Regions from separate parts of the Homo sapiens genome. Here region 2 is linked to region 1. A link is a contact called in ENCODE Hi-C or POLR2A ChIA-PET data. All regions are on one chromosome and are shown on one strand. The core of a region is the stretch at or near the end of the contact, and the rest is flanking DNA. Distances in the headings are between cores, read along the strand shown.

Region 1 (6,431 bases), core at 1,960-4,459:
CAGTCAAGGAAGTAGAGAGTGACAGTAATCGGAAGGGGCTGGAAAGATGGGCTGGGACAGAGCATGGGCAGAGGGAGGCCGGGCCACGAAGGCACCCTTGCAAAGGGCTTTGAGAAAGGGCATTCACAAAGGCAGCCAGTCTTGGGCTTTAAGGAATTCAATGCCCTGTCGGGGCTTTGGGTGGGGACAATCCAAATGATTGGCTTCATGAGCCTAGAAGCGGCTCTGCCCATGTAGCACCCCTGTGACTTTGGGCAGGTCCCCTCCCCTCATCTGCATTCCCTCCTCCTCATGTGGTCTGGCTCCCTGGGAACCCATGGTGGTGATAAGGTCAGAACAGAGTGCAGTGGGTGACTTGGGGGCCGGAAAAGGAGGCTGTGGTCATCACTGAAGGAAGACAAAACAAGGACATGCACCAAGGAACTGACACTGGGACCATCGAGAGAGAGGTCACAAGCTATGAAGTCTGAAAACTGATTCATTTTTCAAGAGTCGAGACTAAAACAAGAGGAGATAACAACAGTAGCCATTTATTGGGTATTTAATATGTCCCTAGTGCTACATATACATTATCTACCTGATAAGAAAGGAATGTTACATATACATTATCTACCTGATAAGACAGGTATTATTATTATCCTACTTTATAGATGGGGAAACTGAGGCTTAGAGAGGTAAAATGATTGTTCAAAGTTAACACTGTTAGTAAGTGGTAGAGCTAAAAATTGGAGACTTGATTTTTTACTCTTGCTAGAGCTCTTAGCCATTGCTTTATTCTGTCTCCCATAAGTAGATTCACTCGTGAGGCTTTATTTGGATTTTGAATGGCGACATATCATGGTTCTTCATGAAGCAAAGGTGGACAGGCATGTGTAGTGCTCAGGGTACATTGTGCCGGGAGAGCAAGAACCTTGGGAAGGAGAGCTGGGGATTTGCCATCAGAAGAAAGTGAAGAATAGGAGGCTTTCTCATTTGTAAAGCACTTTCACAGCTTTTGCCTTAATCCATTCTCGTGACAGCCTTGGGAGTTAGGCATGGATTTTTTTTAAAATCCCCATTTTCCAGTTGAGAAACCTGAGTCCTGGAGAGGTGAAAAGAATTGCCCAGGGTCATCTAGCTGGTACATGGCAGGAGAGCGGAACCTGGTTCTCTTTTCCCTGGGCTCTGCTGCTTGTCAGGGTTGGACATGAGATCCCCAGAGAAAGCCCACATTGCTGGAGGGTTAGAGGGGAGGGGGGGCAGAGCAGGTATGGCTGGGGTCCTAAGAGCTGAGGTGAGAGAAGTTCTGAGGCATGTGACCTCATCTTCAAAGTCCCAAGCAGGGCAGGGGGCTGGGGCTGAGGGTCTGAGAGCGGCATAGCCTGAAGTCCAGAGCTAGAGGACAATGCCAATGGCAAGGAGCCCAGAAATGAATGGGCCACCTCGAATGGAGTGCTCTGTGGGGTGCCCTCTCCAGAATCTAGGGGGTAAGGAGAAGGTCCAGCAGGAATCATGGGTTTGGGTCTCTGCCATTCCTAACTCCCTGGTGCCTCAGGCATCGACGGGCAGGATGCCTGGAGGCCATGGGCTGCAGCGGAAGGAACACATGCTTTGGAGACAGATTGCTCTGGATTCAACCCCTGGTTTGATCACTTCCTGCCTGTGATTTTGTGTCTCAGTTGCCCTTTCCATAAAATGGAATAACAGCTTTTTTTTAGTCATAAGTTGTGAATAAGTGAATGCATATTCACAATATCAAATGACTTATTCATTTCATGAGCTCAACATGTGCCAGCACTGTGCCAGGATAGTTCTGTGGGCCATGCAGACAAGGTCCCTGTCCTCATGCAGTTTACTTTGGTGCCCAGCACAACATAGGCCCCTAAAAGCACCACTTCATTCCTCCCATCTGTAAAGTTACCTGATTTCTGTCCTGCAGTGCCTGGCTCCATGCCAGTAATCAGGAAGGAGAAAGGGGTGAATCAGAGAAGCAGAACCTCAAACTTTGTTCTGAGCCCACAGTTTCTGAGCTAAGCAGGAGCCAGAGGTCAGCAGGGTGAGGCTGGGGGCTGGGGACCAAAGAGGAGGGTTGGCACGTCATATTCCTCCTTATCTGACTGCCCTTGCACCAGAGCCCAGAGAGTTTGACAATGATGATCTCAGTAGTGTTCAAAGCTTCCCGAGGGAGGCCAACAGCAAAGCAGAAAGCACTGGAGTGTGCTTGTGTTGACAGCTGCCGGATCAGAGGGCCTGGCTTGGGATCACAGGCTGCGGGGGTGGTGAAGCAGTGTGCAGATTCTGAAGCCTGGCACCCCCACCCGGGGCCCCAGGAGCCAGGTTCACCCACACAGAAACTCAAGGGAGGCTGCGTTTCCTAATCAACAGCCTGCACCGTGTGGTAGATGCTTTTCCTGTGGGTCATCTCTTTAAATTCTCCCAAGCCTGAAAAGAGAGATTATTGTTCCCATTTTCGAGATCAGAAAACTGAGGCTCAGAAGAGTGAAGTAGCCTGCTTAAGAACGCATGTCTTCATCATAATAGTTGGTATGCAGGTTTCCCTCCCTGTCTCCATCACACACACACACACACACACACACACACACACACACACACACACACACTGCAATGACTGTCTCTCTAGGCCGGCTAACAGTGGACCAAGATGAGCCCATCCTTGCCTGCATCCTGCATCAGTCCACCGGGAGCAGGCAGCAGGGATAAGGATGGGGAGGACGTGGTCAAGGAGTCGGACTACAGGCACCCCTGTGGCTCAGGGCATAGAGGGGGCTCAGGACACATGGAGCACCCCCTCGCCCACATTCCTTTTCCGGGTCTGCCTCTCTACCAGACATCTCTCCTTCCTCCTTTTTTGCATCCTCTTTGGATTCATTTTCTCCTCTCCTTTTATTTCCCCTTCTCTGCTTCCTGATTCACCCCTTGCTGTCTTTTCCAGTCTTTTCCGTTCCTCTCTTCAGTCTCTCCCTCTCCCTTTGCTTCCTTTCTCTGGACTCCCCTGGCTCCTTCTCCCTTTCTCATCCTCCCTCGTGTTTTCCTCTCTTTGTCTCTTCGATCTCCTTCCCTCCTTTTCCGTTTGTCTCTCCCTGGCCTGCGCCCCTCCCCGCCGCTCGCAGCCTCCCGCGCGCTCCTCCCTCGGCGCCGCCAACCCTCCCTCCGCCCCCTCGGCCCCGCCCTCCCCTCGCCAGTCTCCCCCTCCCCTCTCCGCTCTCGCTCTCCGTGATTTATTACTTGCCCTGCTGCTTCTGACAAACTATTTGTAGGAAAATGAGATTTGGTCCGCGCTGGATGGCTCCTCTGGGAGGCAGGCGTGGGGGTCGGGTGTCGGAGGCCCCGTGCGCCCCCCCACCCCCCACCAGAGCCCACGGCGCTCACGGAGCTCTTTAAGATAAATGAGCAAAATTAAGAGACTCACTGGGGGAAGAAAACACTGGATGGGAGCGAGCGAGAGCGGATGGTACTTGGTTTCCTCCCAGAAATGCATCCACGTGCGCCCCACTGGGGCCTCCCCCATCTGCTGCAGACTCCAGGGAACTTCCTCCCCTCAAAGACGAACTTCCAGCCCTGGAGCATGTTTCTTCCTTTCCTGGGATGTGGCGCTGAAAAGGGCAGAAACCTCTAGTAAGGCACAAGCAACAGATTGGGGGTGGAGCAGCAGGTCTCTTTGGAGGTGGCCTGGAAGAAACCGGACAGAGAGGATGGGAAGGGGAGAAACAGAAGAGTGTGACGAGGTGGGTGTCCAAGGGCAATGGGACAGGCAGTCCGGGTGGGAGAGTGGACCTGAGGAAGTAGCTGCAGGCCCAGACTACTTCAGCCACACCCTGATCCCCTGGGACCCTCAGGGCACAGGAGGCAGTGCTGGCTCCAACCTCAGTCCAAGGAGCTGTGGAAGCCTCAGAGGTCCTTGGCAGAGATGAGCCCTCAATTCTCACCTCAAAGGCAGCGATTGAAGTTTTCTCTTGTTTGGGTGGCAGAACTATAAGTTGTCAGAGGGCAGGTAGTGGGTCTTTGGTTTTTCTGCAGTGCCACAGGGCTAGCTTACCTTAGAGGCCATAAGTATTATTTGTTGAGATGCATGAATACAAGAATGTCTTATAAGCTCTAGGCTCAATTTTCAACTCCCACAGATGTGCAATGAAAACAATTTTCCAGACTACTTTTTTTCCCTCTTATTTTGAAAGCAATACACTTATTTTTTCCATCAAACATTAAGACAACAGAGATAAGCAACATAGAAGAAAATAATAATCACCTGTTATTCTACTACGAACAATTTGGAATTTATCTTAAGTCTCAAAATATATATGTATTAAAACACAAGGTCATATTGTAAACATTGTTTTGACCTGCTTTATTTCATTCGATGTTAAATTGTAAATACCTTTTTTTTTTTTTTTTTTTTTTTTTGAGATGGAGTCTCGCTCTGTCGCCCAGGCTGGAGTGCAGTGGCGCGATCTCGGTTCACTGCAGGCTCCGCCTCCCGGGTTCACGCCATTCTACTGCCTCAGCCTCCTGAGTAGCTGGGACTACAGGGGCCCGCCATCTCGCCCGGCTAATTTTTTGTATTTTTAGTAGAGACGGGGTTTCACCATGTTAGCCAGGATGGTCTCGATCTCCTGACCTCGTGATCCGCCCGCCTCGGCCTCCCAAAGTGCTGGGATTACAGGCGTGAGCCACCGCGCCCGGTCCCTTTTTATATCATGTTAAATATTTCTTCTAAAACAAAATTTTAAGTTGTTACAGTGATTTTTTATAGGTTTGTATGCTCTATGGATGATTTTTTTTAACAAGGCACATATTTTTGTTCATTTTGATTGTTTCTAAATTTTTGCTATTATCAAGATTTCCTAACTTTTGCATTATTCAGATTTTTTTTTTTTTTTTTTTTTTTTAGACGGAGTCTTGCACTGTTGCCCAGGCTAGAGTGCAGTGGCGTGATCTCCTCTCACTGCAAGCTCCGCCTCCTGGGTTCACGCCATTCTCCTGCCTCAGCCTCCCAAGTAGCTGGGACCACAGGTGCCTGCCACCACACCCGGCTCATTTTTTGTATTTTTAGTAGAGATCGGGTTTCACCGTGTTAGCCAGGATGGTCTTGATCTCCTTACTTCGTGATCCGCCCACCTTGGCCTCCCAAAGTGCTGGGATTACAGGTGTGAGCCACCGCACCTGGCCTAGATCATCCCATTTTTATCATAGTCAGTGTCTTAGTCTGTTTTGTGTTGCTGTAACACAATACCACAGCCTAAGAAATTTATAAAGAAAATTTTTTTTGTTCTTACTCTTCTGGAGGCTGGGAAATCCAAGGTTGGGGGCTGCATCTGGTGAGGACCTTCTTGCTGTATCATCCTAGCCGGGAAGGAGGAAGGGGAAAAGAGCAGGAAGGAGCAAGAGAGAAAGCAGGGCAGACTCATCCCTTTTATCAGAAACCTGCTCCATCAATAACTAACTCCCATGATAACACCATTAATCCATTAACGAGGACAGAGCCCAATAACCCTTAAATATCCATCCTCTTAACACTGTTGCATTGGAGATTAAGTTACCAACATTTGAACTCTGGGGGACACATTCAGACCATAGCAGTCAGTTATAAAAGCGTGATTTATGCTTTTTCCTAGTTTCATAAGCATAAGATGTGACATATTTTAATAGCTGACAATTCTACAGGGCCTGATCTGAGTTCCTAGCCTAGATCAGCCTTTCTAGAACTTTGTAGATTTTCAAAGATGACCAGTTCTGCAAGCCAGGGTAATCTGGCATGTTCTGGAAGCAAAGGAAGTGGATATGGCTTCAGCCATAGGAAACAAAAAAGATATGATATTTAAAGAAAAAGATTATTCAGTTCAAATCTTCCTAAAACATTTACGAAACAAATGTGCACCAAGTTTTAATACTGGGTGAAGTTACCTCTGATTGGTGTTAACTATGTTATGTGAGGATACCAATTTCAAAGTATATGAAAATGTAAAACTTGAAAATGGTGGAGTCATCCTAAGTATTACTTCATAAAATACAAGTAGAGAAGAAAAAGAAGATTTGACATATAAAGATACGAGAGAAAAACACTCAAAATTATGTGACCTCACACAGGTAACCCTTTCAAGTGATGGGGCACTTTTCAAGTGGAAGCTTTCCTCCCTGCCTTGAAAACAAGAATGTGTGACTGGTGTCCATTTGTATGTCTGTCTGTCAGTCTGGAGTGTGTGGTCTTAGGAAGGCTGGAAGATGATGCAAAACACTTTGATCATTTGTTCTTTGCGTTTCTGCTGCTATTAGCACTTGCATGTGCTGTACTGAGACTTCTACTGACACAACTCCTCCAATCAATGTATTTCTTGGAGGACACCTTACTCACTTGTTCTAAACTTCAGTGTCCTGGGTCTCTGAGTGGCTCTCTAGGGCAGTAACGGTGGGAGGGCAGAGTTCACAAACTATGT
Region 2 (6,491 bases), core at 879-3,378, 46 kb after region 1:
GAGGAGTGTCATGATGCCATCTATTTTAAAAAGATCCCTTTGGGGCAACACTAGAGAGACTGGGTGAACCCAGAGGCTGGAAGGTGGGTGAGGGGGGTCTTGCAATAATACAGGCAAGAGGTGATGAGGGCCTGAGTTCAGGCAGTCAAAGAAGGGATGGAGAGGAAATGAGGGCTGCTAGAGACATTTGGAAAGGAGAACAGACAAGTATTGGACAGGAAGGAGAAGGAAAGGACTTCTTCCTCCCATAGGGCAGTTCCCCTGCACCCCTGCAATACACACCCAGCTTCCCCACACACTTGGAGGTGGCCTGGCAGAAGAGAGATTGACATTTCTCTTTATCTGCTGGCCTTTTAACTCTGTTCATAGCCATGAAGTCACCTTCTTTTTTTTTTTTTTTTTTTTTTTTGCCTTACTACATTTGGATGATTTTCCTTATAATGATTGTCATAGTCATAACTATAATAATTATAGTGGCAATAATAAGATTCTGAATGGCTCCAGAGCCTTTCTTCCTAGGATGTTAATGTGTGAGGTGGGGGTAGGAGGGTTCCTGGCAGGAATATTATTAGATCCAATTTGCTGAAAAGTCACTCTCTGCCATTTGGAAAGAATCTGGCCAAGAGGGAAGCATTTCTGGCCTTTGGAGCATGGACTTGTTCCCAGATGAGAACCCATGTTCTCCATGAAGACTGGCAAGGGGGTTCCTGCTGCCTGGTGGGGTATGCTAAATGCCGATTGGCTGCTCGTGATGGAGAAAGGTGGAGAGGTATGCTCCAGAGCTTTGCCCCTCTCCCGTCTCTAAGAAGCCTTCCCACAGGTCTCTGGTGGACAATGACTCCTCCGTGCCTGCCTCAGGCTCTCCTATTGTTGGGCTGTATGATTAGCATTTAATCATAATATACAATATATTGTAGCATTTTATGAGTTACAAAACCTGTTTGGCTTCATTATTTCATTTAAACCTCCTAGCCACAGAGGTTAATATTATTATCATTCCCTCTCTACAAATGGATTCATTTGTTCAATGAACTTGCATGGAGCAGATAGTGTTAAATACTATGAAAATGAAGCATATGTGGTTCTGGGGGCTTCACCCCCAAATCAGGTACTCAGAGGTAAAGTGACTAAGACCCCAAGCAGAAGACTCTGATTTTCTTTCTCCAAGTTGCTTGCTCTCTTCTTTATTCAGCATACTTCAACAGCATACTTCATTCAGCATACTTCAACAGCATACTACAGTTACCCTAACTTTTAATTGTTCAAACTACCAAATTTGAGCACTTTACTGCTTCATGTTTCAAATGTTCATTTTGTCTTCCCAGACACATGGGAAAAATCTATATAAAAAAAGGACTTTACCAATTTACTTTTATTTTTATTTTGAGATGGAGTCTTGCTCTGTTGCCCAGGCTGGAGCGCAGTGGCATGATCTCGGCTCACTGCAACCTCTGCCTCCTGGGTTCAGGCAATTCTCTGTCTCAGCCTCCCGAGTAGCTGGGATTACAGGCGCCCACCACCATGCCTGGCTAATTTTTTGTATTTTACAAAAAATACAAAAGACCTGGCCAGGCTGGTCTTGAACTCCTCACCTTGTGACCCACCCTCCTCGGCCTCCCAGAGTGCTGGGATTATAGGCGTGAACCACTGTGCCCAACCAACTTCACTAGTTTGTTATTATTAAAGCCCATTTGTGGTAAGGAGTGTCAAAGTTTGTTTATACTTAGTAGTTACTGATCAACTATTACACAACATGTTTGGGCATACAGTAATTGATCAATAAATATCAGTAAGCCAGAGGGTTCCAACTCTCCAGCCTTAGCTAACTTCCTCTTAAAACACGGGTTTTATCCTCATCGTCAAAAGTATTTCAAGCACTTTATTTCTGGAACATGTGGAATCTTTCCTTTTAAAGTATTTTGTAGCCAGTTGCAAAATGATGCTGATATTTTGGAAGAATATTAATGTGCCCATCATAAAGGGAGAATAGTTGAGGCTAGGTAGGGGAAATTTGAAGTCCCAGCTTCCTTGTCTGGCTTGATGGCTGGTCTTCTTAGCATGTGAGTTAATTAGACAGATATGGAAGGATGGAAAGCCAGAGGCGCCTCACGTTGACGATTTCTCTCCGAGTGCTCTCAGTGCGCAGCACAGAGGATCTCTCGATTGACTGGACGCATGCTCCCACCTTGTGGTGAGATTTGATATCCTCTGGTCTTTTTTCGTCTGTACATCCTGCTGGGGAAAATGCAACCATTTAGTCAGTGAATGTTTGCTGAGCTCCAGGTGTACTCCCAGGCAGTAGGTACTGGGATACAGACATGAAAGAACAGACAGAATTGTCCTCTTGAGGCTTACTTTACTGGATATGTGTGTGTGTGTTGGAGGGGAGGGGGATGTAAGATGGGCAATAAAAAATTTATACAGATAAAAAACAAAGTAATTTCAGATAGTGCGAAATACTATGACAATGAAGCAAAATGATGCAATGGAGTGACTGGGGAGGAGACCTGTTTCAGTTGGGGTAGCCTGGGATGTTTAAGCCCAGGCTGACTGATGCACAGAAGTCAGGCTTGCGATGGAAGTCACCAGGATAAGGGAGCAGAATGAAGGCCGGGGGGATGCCTCATGGTCTGCAATAGGAGAGTGCTTCCAGATGTGGAAGGAGAGGCAGACAGGGGCCAAGTCACAGACACTGCCTTCTAGGCCACTCCAGGTGCCATGGAAACCACTGAGAGGATTGAAGAAAAGGGACACTAGTTTGAAGTGCCTCGTGAAGCTCTTTGCATTTGTGTGTGGACTTTTCCTTAAACGCAACAAGCATGTGCAAAGGGCCATGCTTGGAGCTTCCCCAGAAATTGTGAGCAGAGACTCACACTGTATCACTGCACCTTAGAATCATCTGGGGAATTTTACAAAATCCTGTTGCCTGGGCCCTACTCATGAGCAGTTAAATCAGAAGAGCTGCAAATGAGGCCCAGGCCTCAGTGTTTTTTGTTTGTTTGTTTTTGTTTTTGTTTTTGAGACGGAGTCTCGCTCTGTCGCCCAGGCTGGAGTGCAGGGGCGTGATCTCAGTTCACTGCAAGCTCCACCTCCCGGGTTCACGCCATTCTCCTGCCTCAGCCTCCCGAGTAGCTGGAACTACAGGCTCCCGCCACCACAGCCGGCTAATTTTTTGTATTTTCAGTAGAGACTGGGTTTCACCGTGTTAGCCAGGATGATCTCGATCTCCTGACCTCGTAATCCAACCACCTCGGCCTCCCAAAGTGCTGGGATTACAGGCGTGAGCCACCGCGCCCAGCCGGGCCTCAGTGTTTTGTCCAATCTTTTCAAGTGATTCTAGGGCACCACCAGAGCAGAGAACTGCTATGTGTCAGGGAACCTCAGCCTCAGCTGAGGGTGGTCAGTGAGAAGCTGACTGTTAAGGCAAGGGCCCCCAGAGGGTCTGGGGTGAGGTTCTGAGACAGTGGACTTTGGTGTGTGGGGCAGATCATCACAATTATGGGCTACAAAGGGAGAAGGAGAAGAAAGCAGATTGCAGAGCCCTGGGTATGGATGAGAAAGAGCTGGCTGAGTCTGGACTCACTTGGCTGCATGATTGTATTTATGACAATGGAGGGAAGACAGCTGCAGAAAGGGCACAGATTGGAAGGGCGTCAGAGAGAGGCCCGCAGAGGCAGACTGGTGGCTCTGGGGCAGGTTTGGAGGCTCCTGATGGCACCTACCCTGTCTTAACGCTTCCCACCCTAGCCTGTCTCCTAGAGGCCTCTTCTCTCCTCAGAAGTCTCCAGTCAACACAGTTGCATAGAAACTCAAGGCTGGATGCTAGGCTCGCGTCTTCTTGGCAGCTGGCCTTATACGGGCACACTGTCACAGGCACCAGGCTCTGTGTGGATAAATCTTCAATGCTGTTACGGTTGCACGCGACAGCAAACCCAACCCAAAACTGCTTAAGCAAAGAGGACATGTACAAGCTCAAGTGACAGAAGAGTTTAGGGCGTGGATTTAGGTGTGGCTTGATCTGGAACCAACCACTATGGCCAGGGGAATGCAAGGCTCTGATTGGTCCAGCCTGAGTCACATTCGGCCAATGGGAGCGGGGAATGGAGTCAGCACCACCGTCCAAAGAAAAGGTCTGAGAGTCAGGACAGCAGAAGAAAATCATCGGTGCTCTTACGTCAAAACTGGGGCAAAGGCATGCTTGTATGACCCGAACCAGGCAATGTTTCCTGTGGTAGTCCCATAACATGGAGGAAGAGTGTGGAGCTTATGATCTTCCTTGTCTGATTAATCAGTTTTGGTAACTGGAGGCTGGGCTTGGTGATTTTGAGGTGCAAAGGCTGTGGCCTCAAGTTTGTTGAGGGATGATGTATTAGTCCATTTGCTGCTGATAAAGACATACCCAAGACTGGGCAATTTACAAAAGAAAGAGGTTTAATTGGACTTACAGTTCCACGTGACCGGGGAAGGTCTCACAATCATGGTAAAGGGTGAAAGGCACTTCTTACAGGTCAGTGGGCAAGACAGAATGAGGAAGAAGCAAAAGTAGAAACCCCTGATAAACCCATCAGATCTCGTGATACTTATTCACTATCATGAGAATATTATGAAAAAGACCGGCCCCGTGATTCAATTACCTCCCACTGGGTCCCTTCCACAACACGCGGGAATTCTGAGAGATACAGTTCAAGTTGATATTTGGGTGGGGACACAGCCAAATCATATCATTCTGCCCCAGGCCCCTCCCAAATTTCATGTCCTCACATTTCAAAACCAATCATTGCCTTCCCAACAGTCCCCCAAAGTCTCAACTCATTTCAGCATTAACCCAAAAGTCTACAGTCCAAAGTCTCATCTGAGACAAAGCAAGTCCCTTCCGCCTATGAGCCTGTAAAGTCAAAAGCAAGTCAATTGCTTCCTAGATACAATGGGGGTACAGGCATCGGGTAAATACAACCATTCCAAATGGGAGAAATTGGCCAAAACAAAGGGGCTACAGGGCCCATGAAAATCTGAAATCCAGCAGGGCAGTCAAATCTTAAAGTTCCAGAATGATCTCCTTTGACTCCATGTCTCACATCTGGGCCATACTGATGCAAGAGGTGGGTTCCCATGGTCTTGGGCAGCTCCACCCCTGTGGCTTTACAGGGTGCAGCCTTCCTCCTGGCTACTTTCATGGGCTGGCATGCAGTGTCTGAAGCTTTTCCAGGCACACGGTGCAAGCTGTCTGTGGATCTACCATACTGGGGTCTGGAGGATGGTGGCCCTCTTCTCACAGCTCCACTAAGGAGTGCCCCAGTAGGGACTCTGTGTGGGGGCTCTGACCCCACATTTCCCTTCTGCACTGCCCTAGCAGAGGTTCCCCATGAGGTCCCCACCCCTGCAGCAAACTTTTGCCTGGGCATCCAGGCATTTCCATACATCTTCTGAAATCTAGGAGGAGGTTCCCAAACCTCAGTTCTTGATTTCTGTGCACCCACAGGCTAAACACCACTAGGAAGCTGCCAAGGCTTGAGGCTTGCACCCTCTAAAACCATGGCCCCGAGTGCTACATTGGCCCCTTTCAGCCATGGCTGGAGTGGCTGGGACACAGGGCACCAAGTTCCTAAGATGCACACAGCATGGGGACCCTCGGCCTGGCCCCAGGAAACCACTATTTCCTTCTGGGCCTCCTGGCCTGTGATGGGAGGGGTTGTTGTGAAAGTCTCTAACATGGCCTGGAGACATTTTCCCCATGGTTTTGGGGATTAACATTAAGTTCCTTGCTACTTATGCAAGTTTCTGCAGCCAGCTTGAATTTCTCCCCAGAAAACAGGTTTTTCTTTTTTATCGCATCATCAGGCTGCAAATTTTCCAAACTCTTATGCTCTGCTTCCCTTATAAAACTGAATGTTTTTGATGGCACCAAATCACCTCTTCAATGCTTTGCTGCTTAGAAATTTCTTCTGCCAAATATCCTAAATCATCTCTTTCAAGTTCAAAGTTCCACAGATCTCTAGGGCAGTGGCAAAATGCTGCCAGTCTCTTTGCTAAAGAGTCACCTTTACTCCAGTTCCCAACAAGTTCCTCGTCTCCATCTGAGACCACCTCAGCCTGGATTTTATTATCCATGTCGCTATCAGCATTTTGGACAAAGCCATTCAACAAATCCCTAGGGAGTTCCAAACTTTCCCATATTTTCCTCTCTTCTGAGCTCTCCAAACTATTCCAACCTCTGCCTGTTACCCAGTTCCAAAGTTGCTTCCACATTTTCAAGTATCTTTTCAGCAATGCCCCACTCTACTGGCACCAATTTACTGTGCTAGTCAGTTTTCACGCTGCTGATAAAGACATACCTGAGACTGGGCAATTTACAAAAGAAAGAGGTTTAACTGGACTTACAGTTCCACGTGGCTGGGGAAGGTCTTACAGTCATGGGGGAGGGCAAAAGGCACTTCTTACATGGTGGTGGAGAGAGAGAATGAGGAAGAAGCAAAAGTGGAAACCCCTGATAA

The links. Hi-C counts contacts between places; a loop is a spot of excess contacts on that map. ChIA-PET counts read pairs that join two places held with the same protein, here RNA polymerase II (POLR2A). Pooled maps may share reads with other maps.
Region 2: a loop to region 1 is called in a map of mammary epithelial cell, with 2.3 times the contacts of the local background. The contact joins the enhancer-like site here to the promoter of LINC02966 in region 1. A Hi-C loop is called at or near these places in 5 of 168 maps with a recorded cell type or tissue (Caco-2, PC-3, breast epithelium and 2 more) and 2 of 50 pooled maps. POLR2A ChIA-PET finds 5 or more read pairs at or near these places in 2 of 52 experiments (OCI-LY7 and activated T-cell).

Annotation. Positions count from the first base shown.
Region 1 is chr2:113,321,829-113,328,259 of GRCh38, forward strand. LINC02966 (long intergenic non-protein coding RNA 2966) reads left to right here and starts at 3,210. Exons shown (of 4, transcript NR_183358.1): 1 at 3,210-3,725. It overlaps LOC105373567 (a long non-coding RNA gene), which reads right to left and starts at 3,491. Exons shown (of 3, transcript XR_923223.4): 1 at 3,410-3,491.
Region 2 is chr2:113,368,533-113,375,023 of GRCh38, forward strand. The region is part of intron 2 of LINC02966 (long intergenic non-protein coding RNA 2966); the gene reads left to right. It overlaps LOC107985936 (a long non-coding RNA gene), which reads right to left and starts at 6,462. Exons shown (of 2, transcript XR_001739651.2): 1 at 6,379-6,462; 2 at 1,860-2,232. Within about 2 kb of position 2,129, at least 3 of the 41 ENCODE cell types and tissues checked have a DNase peak (open chromatin) inside an H3K27ac peak, as active enhancers do.